Linked DNA regions of Homo sapiens: region 2 is linked to region 1. The links are chromatin loops, found by intact Hi-C in ENCODE. Cell type or tissue: ovary. All regions are shown on one strand. Links, peaks and the distances in the headings refer to the core of each region. The heading gives the core; the rest is flanking DNA. Region 1 has its middle 220 kb from the start of THORLNC. Region 2 overlaps EN1 (engrailed homeobox 1).

The links. Hi-C counts contacts between places; a loop is a spot of excess contacts. Peaks named below come from ENCODE experiments on the same cell type or tissue, not always from the same donor. Only the 100,000 strongest peaks of a DNase experiment are listed, where the experiment ranks them.
Region 2: a loop joins it to region 1, with 5 times the contacts of the local background. A loop is called at or near these places in 1 of 110 quality-filtered maps.

What each region holds. Positions count from the first base shown.
Region 1 is chr2:118,400,416-118,404,807 of GRCh38, reverse strand. No RefSeq gene overlaps it. Among named protein-coding and RNA genes, the nearest start is that of THORLNC, 220 kb to the right of the region's middle. In ovary, for the core only: no CTCF peak of the experiment used is centred there; no DNase peak of the experiment used is centred there.
Region 2 is chr2:118,840,138-118,844,529 of GRCh38, reverse strand. EN1 (engrailed homeobox 1) reads left to right here. Exons shown (of 2, transcript NM_001426.4): 2 at 1,276-2,359. The coding sequence ends at 1,592. Among named protein-coding and RNA genes, the nearest start is that of EN1, 5.3 kb to the left of the region's middle. RefSeq lists an enhancer at 1,707-2,287. In ovary, for the core only: no CTCF peak of the experiment used is centred there; DNase peaks (open chromatin) are centred at 1,339 and 2,069; H3K4me3 peaks cover 396 bases.

The DNA.
Region 1 (4,392 bases), core at 307-4,306:
ATTCCCATCCTTTCTCTGCTCCTCAGAGAACTACAGAGTAAAATTCTTTGCTACCTGGCTTCCTAGGAAGTTTGAACAATTGAAGACTCAAGAAGAAAACTGGAGGGTGAAAGCAGGACAGAAACCAGGGTATTGCTCTGCCTTAGGGGACCTCTCTGGCAGCAGCTACATCATCTTTTTTTGTGGCTGAAGGTCCTAATAGAGCCCCTACCTCAATGATGGCAGCTCCCACCTCCTCCTCGTTAATGTCCGCATTGCCTTATCATCTTTCATTAGCTATGTAACCAGTTCCCTCTATTAAATTCCACTTATTTAAAATAGCTAGAATAGTTTCTTTTTCACTGGACTATGACCAATATGGTAACATTATAAAATTTGGACTTTGCCCTGTATGCAGTGAGAAGAATCTTATGCAGGAGAGCAATATGTCAGATTTGTGCTTTAGAAAAACTCCTCAGACAACAGCTGGGGAGAAACTGGAAGAAAGGAGATGAGTCAGAAGGCAAATGTTATATAAGAAGAGAATGATGAGTGTCGGAACTAGAGCAGTGATTGAGAGGATGTGTTGGATTAGTAATATACATAGGAGGTGTCATTATCAAGTGCTAATGACTAATTGGATAAGAGAGTGTTTGCACATAAGCATCAGCCATTTCAATATGCGTCTGTGGGGTCCGTGTGAGAATAGCACATTTTCTCCCTCATCCCCAGTGGTTTCATCCATATCATACTCCAGGATCAAGTGGTATGTGTCTAGGCTCACTAGGAGAGCAGTCTGGGAACGCAATAAATAGGAAGGTATCAGAGCCAGCCAAGGCAGCAGTCCATTCCTGATTAATACATTATTTGATGTAACATAAACAGAGGGAAGAACCTAGATAAAGAAACTGAGAGTAGTGACAGGTATAAAGGAAGGAACCACTGACTCACTGGAGTACCATTGGATGGTCCTGTGTAGGTGGAGGGCAGAATCATAAAGGAAATGAATCAAGCAATTTGGGTTTTATGATATCCGGTGATCAGTCATAGCTAATCTGACCCTTCCAGAAATTAATTTACTATCACTATCACTTATTTCCTCCCCATGGACATAAAGACATCAGAATCTTCTCCATGTTCCATCCAATGCATGATTATATCTTAGAGAGAGACCAAGCCCCTTGTGGTAGGAAAATGTGGTTGGTTCCTTGATGTCTACATCAGAAGATTTAGGTTCATGCAGCAAGGCAGTGGCTCTGTCTCAGCCTAGCACATCCATATATCAGGCAGGAAAGGTAAGGTATAACAGTCCAAAAACGTTCTTGTTTCCAACCTGTTCTCACTCTGTTCACATTTTTTGCTTAATGCTAAACTGATGACTTGTTTATCAAATTGAATCAAAGTGCTGATCTGTTGGTATCCCCAGACTCTAAGCTTTCGCTAGTGGGTCCTGGTCCTTCTAGCTTTGGAATGTCTCAGAGGAGACACTCAGGTTTCTCACCCACAAATAATAATTTAAACACCCCTACCCTGATATATCTATTCCTATGCAAAAAACTAACACCAAACTTAGAGGTTCAAGCAACTGTTTTATTATTTCTTTTGATTTTGTGAGTCAGGAATTCAAGCAGGGCTCAGCTGAGTGATCCATCTATTCTACATGGTAGCAATGGAGGTCTTTTGGTGGTGGTATTCAGTTGGAGCATAATTTGGGTCTGGAAGATCCAAGATGATTTCACTTACATGCTGACGCAGTGGAGGAGATGGCTGGGCTTAGCTGCTGACCACTACACCTGGATGTGGTCTCATGATTTTGGTAGTCTCTGGATAGTTAGACATCCAGTGGCATCATGGTTACATGGTGGCTTGGGACTCCAAATGCAATGTGGCAGAAGCTATGTGGGCATGTGTATCCAGGCACAGAGCACTTCTGCAGGACTCTATAAGTTAAAGTAGTCATAAACCCACCCTGATTCAAGGAGAGCAGACATAGACCCTAACTCTTGAAAGGAGGAGTGTCACAGAATTGGAGGCCATGTATTAAAACCACGCTCCCTGTATTAGTCCTTTCTTAGACTGCTATAAAGACATACCTGAGACTGGGTGATTTATTAAGAAAAGAGGTTTAATCGGCTCACAGCTCTGCAGGCAGTGAGGGAAGGCCTCAGGAAACTTACAATTATGGTGGAAGGCATAGGGGAAGCAGGCACAGCCTTCACATGACCAGAGCAGGAGAGAGGAGGGGGAGGTGCCACACACTTTTAAAAAACTAGATCCTGTAAGAACTCTATCATGAGACAGCAAGGGGGAAGTCCGCCCCCATGATTCAATTACCTTCCAGCAGGTCCCTCCTCCACCACTGGGAATTACAATTTGACGTGAGATTTGGATGGGGACACAGAGCCAAACCATATCACTCCTTTATAAGTCCCCTATTTAAATTCAGTTCTAGAAATAACTAGTGAACACATGTGCCAAATATACCCTGCAGTGTGGTAAGAAAGTTTAGTAAAATATAGCTACACAATGTTAAACAATTTTCTTCACATACCAGGATTCTCAGACCATTTAAAAACCTTGGAAAAAGCAAGAGCAAACCAAACCCAAAATTAGTAGAAGAAAAGAAATAATAAAGATCAGAGCAGAAATAAATGAAATTGAAATAAAAAACACAAAAGGTCAATTAAACCAAAAGTTGGTTTTTTGAAAAGTTAAATGAAGTTGACAAATCTTTAGCAAGAATAACTAAGAAAAAAAGAGAAGATCCAAATAAATAAAATCAAAAATGAAAAAGGTGACAATATAACTGATACTTCAGAAATTCAAAGGATCATCAGTGGCCACTATGAGCAACTATATGCCAATAAATTGGAAATAGACAAATTCCTAGATACATACAACCTACCAAGATTGAAACAAGAGGAAATCCAAAACCTGAACAGCCTAACAAGTAAGAAGAAGTAATGAGATTGAAGCTGTAAATAAAAAGTCTCCCAATAAAGGAAAGCACAGGAGCTGATAGTTTCACTGCTGAATTCAACCAAATAGTTGAAGAAAAACTGACGCCAATCCTTCTCAAACTATTCCAAAAAACAGAGTAGGGAATATTTCCAAACTCACTGTACGAGGCCAGTATTACCCTGATACCAACAAAACCTAATGAAGACACATAAAAAGAAAAGCTGTAGGTCAATATCTGTGATACATATTGATGCAAAAATCCTCAACAAAATACTAGCAAACTGAATTTGACAATACGTTAGAAAGATCATTCATCATGACCAAATGGGATTTATCCCCAGGATGCAAGTCTGGCTCAACATACAACAAATCAATCAATGTGATACAGCATATCAACAGAATGAAGGACAAAAACCATATTATTAATTGACGGTGAAAAAGCATTTGATAAAATTTAATGTCCCTTTATGATAAAAACTCTCAAAAAACTGGAGATAGAAGGAACATACCACAACATAATAAAAAGCCGTATATGACAGACACACTGCTAGTATCATACTCAATGCGGAAGAAGTGAAAGCCTTTCCTCTAAGGTCTGGAACACAACAAAGGATGCTCATTGTCACCACTGTTACAGTACTGGGATATAGTACTGGAAGTCCTAGCTAGAGCAATCAGACAACAGAAAGATATTAAGGGTATCCAAATTGGAAAGGAAGAAGTTAAATTATTCTTGTTTACAGATTATATGATCTTATATTTGGAAAGACCTAAATATTACACCAAAAATCTACTAGAACTAAAAAATAAATTCAATGAAGTTGCAGGATACAAAATCAACATACAAAAATCAGTAGCATTTCTATATGCCAACAGTTAACAATGTGAAAGAATAAAACATGAAAAGTAATCCCATTTACAATACCCACACATAAAATTAAATACCTAGGCATTAACCAAAGAAGTAAAAGTTATCTACAAAGAAAACTATAAAATACATAAAAGAAATTGAAGAGGACACCAAAAAATAAAAAAAGTTCCATGTTCATGGATTTGAAGAATTAATGTTGTTAAAATGTTCATACTACCCAAAGCAATCTACAGATTGACTGCAGTCCCTATCAAAATACCAATGATATTCTTCACAGAAATAGAAAAAGCAATTCTGAAATGTATATGTAACTACAAACAACCCAGAATAGAAAACGATTATCCTAAGCAAAAAAAGAAAAGTAGAGGAATCACATTACCTGAATTCAAATTATACTACAGAGCTATAGTAACCAAAACATCATGGTACTATCATAAAAACAGGCATAGACCAATGAAACAGAATAGAGAACCTAGAAACAAATCCACACACCAAAGTGAACTCATTTTTTACAAAGGTGCCATGAACATGCACTGGGGGAAAGACAGTCTCTTCAATAAATGGTGCTGGGAAAACTGGAT
Region 2 (4,392 bases), core at 238-4,237, 440 kb before region 1:
CCAGAAGACTTGGGTGTGGAAGCAGGTGGGCAGAGGTGCAGGCTTTTGAGGCACACACCAACAGTTCAATCCTCTCCTGGTTTTCCCGCTTTCCCTCCCTCCTTTCTCAGTGGGCCCTCCTCCCAGACTAGTATTTGAGGGGAACTTCACCTTCCTAAGGAGGTTTCCTGTGGCCCCTTCCCATTCCTATCTGGTGGTCAAAGCACATTTTTTTTTTTCTGGATTGTCCCTGCTTCCCTCCCTCTCCTTTTTGCTCATAGGTGGGGGAAGGGGCTGCAGTCTCCTTGCAAATGTCATCAGTAGGCAGAGAAAGCCAATCCGGCTTGTTTTTGTTATTCAGGAGTTTTTAATCCTGAAATTGCATCAGTTGAAAGGGGAGATAAGGAAGACCCAGATAAGAGAGACCCTGCCCCACGCAGCCGGTTAGAGGAATGTGGAAGGCCCTCCCTTTCTTATTGGCACCATCCAAGGGGCAAGGCTGAAAACCCAGAGCCAGGGTCATGAGGATGGATCAGGGCCTTTTCTCCTTCAGAGAAGGGGTGGTCCCTGCATCCCTGAGACCCTAGAAAAGGCTTCCTTTAGGCCAAAGAGAAAGAAGGCGAGGAGGTGTGTGTGGGAGGGAGGGGTGCGGGGAGGGGGGCAGACACCAAATACTTTGGAGCTAAGCAGCCCTCTCCCAGCCGGCTCACTATCCCGTTGTTTTCTGAGGTCAATAGCTACAAGCAGATGGGGTCTTATTGTAGTTTCTCCTGTAGGTATGATTCTTGAGGAGGAGAGGAAGATTTGTTTGCAGGCTGGCGACTCCCCCAGGGCCTGCCCTCACTGCCCCAGTCCTATCTATTCCGGGGCGGTGAGGACAGCAGGCCCCTGACCCCCAACTCTGGGCTGGGCCATATGAGCTCCAAATATCTCCTCATCTTGGATTCCTGCCTTCTTGGCTTGGAAATGTTGTGATTTCGGTCTGTCCCTGACTGTCCTGTGAGAATTGGGGTGTGGGGTGCACCTACAACCTCAACCAGCTTTCCTTCACTGCTCCTTTGCCCTCCCAAAGGGAACCCGGGGACCCCAGTGGTCTGGTGAGGGGCACTTCGATCCAGGGATTGGCTGGCGGGAGGGAGCCAGGGGTTCAGCAGGGCCTCCGAGATCGCCCCGGAAGCGCGGGGCTCGCGGCCCAGCTCGGCAATGCTATTCTCACGGCTTCCTTTGCCCTCTCCCCCCTCCCTTCTGCCCTCGGTCCCCACCCCCACCCCACCCCGGCCCTCTCCGCCGCTGCAGGTCCGCGCACCAGGAAGCTGAAGAAGAAGAAGAACGAGAAGGAGGACAAGCGGCCGCGGACCGCGTTCACGGCCGAGCAGCTGCAGAGACTCAAGGCGGAGTTCCAGGCAAACCGCTACATCACGGAGCAGCGGCGGCAGACCCTGGCCCAGGAACTCAGCCTCAACGAGTCCCAGATCAAGATCTGGTTCCAGAACAAGCGCGCCAAGATCAAGAAAGCCACAGGCATCAAGAACGGCCTGGCGCTGCACCTCATGGCCCAGGGACTGTACAACCACTCCACCACCACGGTCCAGGACAAAGACGAGAGCGAGTAGCCGCCACAGGCCGGGGCCGCGCCCGCGCCCCCTCCCGGCACCGCCGCCGTCGTCTCCCGGCCCCTCGCTGGGGGAGAAAGCATCTGCTCCAAGGAGGGAGGGAGCGCAGGGAAAAGAGCGAGAGAGACAGAAAGAGAGCCTCAGAATGGACAATGACGTTGAAACGCAGCATTTTTGAAAAGGGAGAAAGACTCGGACAGGTGCTATCGAAAAATAAGATCCATTCTCTATTCCCAGTATAAGGGACGAAACTGCGAACTCCTTAAAGCTCTATCTAGCCAAACCGCTTACGACCTTGTATATATTTAATTTCAGGTAAGGAAAACACATACGTGTAGCGATCTCTATTTGCTGGACATTTTTATTAATCTCCTTTATTATTATTGTTATAATTATTATAATTATTATAATTATTTTATCCCCTCCCCCACCGCCTCGCTGCCCCCGCCCAGTTTCGTTTTCGTTGCCTTTTTCATTTGAATGTCATTGCTTCTCCGGTGCCTCCCGACCCGCATCGCCGGCCCTGGTTTCTCTGGGACTTTTCTTTGTGTGCGAGAGTGTGTTTCCTTTCGTGTCTGCCCACCTCTTCTCCCCCACCTCCCGGGTCCCTTCTGTCGGTCTGTCTGTTCTGCCCCCCTTTCGTTTTCCGGAGACTTGTTGAGAAATACGACCCCACAGACTGCGAGACTGAACCGCCGCTACAAGCCAAAGATTTTATTATGTTCAGAAACCTGTAGTCTGAAATAAAGTGTACACTGTGCTCACGAGCGCTGGCGGCTCTCCTGTTTGCGGGCTCGGGAAGGACGTGGGTCCGGGCACACAGCGCCCCAGCGCCCCTGCGCACGCCGGGCGGGGAGCCGGCCGGGCCTTGCGATCACCGCACAACGAATGCAGGGCGAAGGGGAAGCGCGACCCAGATTTGGGTTTAGCCTGGGTCTGAAGGGTCTGGCGGGACACGCCTGGTCTCCGATTGCGTTCAAGGGAACTCAAAGGCCGACAACCACAGTCCTGGCTTCGGAAACGCTGCCTGGGCTGCGGGGCAGCTCCCCGCACCGGTCCAGGCCCAGCCCAGTGGCGGCCTCCTCCTGTACAAACTGCTTTTCACTCCAACCTGCACTTTTCTTTTTCTTTCTTTCTTTTATTTCCCCTGGTGCAGGTTTTGCTGCAGATTTTTTTTATCCAGAGATAGAAGGGGGCCTGCCTTCCTCCCTCCCCGACAGCCCGCTTGGGCGAGGGGCACTTTGGCCTGGCCTCTTGGCCGCCTGGACTCACTGCACTTCGTTTGCGGGAGGGCTTCTGTTGGCGAAGCAGCAGGTCCGGGGGCGGCCTGCGGAGCCTCGCGGGGCTCGGATCTCCTGGGCCCGCAATGCCGGAGGAGAGGAGGCCCAAATGCTGGGAAAGCTGTTCGGAGTGGCTGCTTGGGCCTTGAACCCGAGGTGGGCGCACGTCTGCCGTATCTGGGCCCTAAACCAAAGAGGGTTCCCTTAGGCATCCCAACAAAGCCTAACTTTCTTCCTCACCAAGGGGGGCGCACATAGAAGCCCCCAGGGCCCTCAGGACACCCTGGGTTCCCAGAAGGAAATGTCTGGCCTCTTGCTGCTAACACTGGGGCCCATCCTTCCAGAGCAGGAGCTGCTCTCAGATCTTAAGAGGTTAAGGGGAGGAAGGGAAGTTTCCTTCTCAGGAGGTATTATCTTTGTCCAGGATTTTTTTAAATTGTAAATTCCACTCCCACATTTTTTCTCTCTTCGGCAATATGTATGTATATACCCACACGTGTGCAGCTAGACGGGCAGGTGCCCACACATACTTGTGTGCATATACAATAATGTGCAGATATTGGTGCACCTAAGTTCCTACCAGTTTTTTGTGTATTCCTGTACCCGTGAGTATTGTGCAACTGATTTTCTTCTCTAATTAGATACACAATTGGACGTTTGTGAGTTCACTGTGTGTACATGCATGAATTTGTGTTTGCACACTGGAATGTCTGCAGGTGTGTTTGCTGGGTTTGTTCATGTGTGAGATCCCTGTTCTCTGTGCTCTTCCCTTGAGTTTCTCAACTGTTTTTGTAGGATTGATTTTGTGCAAAATGATAATGGCTAGTTATTCCACCTTTTTTATTGAAAAATTTTCCCTGATTTGGCCCAATGTACTGTTTGCTCCTGGCCGGGGAACTAACAGGGCTAGATCTCAATCCCAGGAAGCCTAGGTCCCCTCCAAATCCCTACATAAGGGTTTGGCGGCTAGAGTGGAATTGGAGGGTGCATTTGACACTGCTGTGGGTTCCCAACTTTATTGCAATTAATTTCCTTCCTTCCATCTGCCCATTGTTTTCTGGAGGAGTAACTCTTGCATATAATAGGTGCTCAACCAATCTTTGTGGGCAGAGTTAGAAGCAGTGAGATGGGCCCTTCCCTGGGGTTGGTCTAGGGGAGTTGTTTTCTGGTAGTCAAAAGCCTGTGCTTTGCTTGCCTTGGGGAGTGGGCTTGGACTCTTCAAGCCTTCCAGGCTTTCCTGTTAAACAGTCTGAGGCCTGTGTCTTGGAGCACCCTTCTCCTAATACCTCTCAGAATTTCAGGAAGAGTCCCATTCCATTTCACCCTCCCAGCACATCAGATGTGATGTTAAGGATGCTCAACTCTATATATTGGAGAACCTTACTATTTTGAATGTCTAGGAATTGGCTACACTCCCTTCTCCCCTCCCTATTGTGGCCTCTTAGGATATTCAAGTCCCCCAAGACTACCAGGTCCAGAGGCTGGGACAGAGGTCGGTGTGAGCAGCAACTCTAGGAACC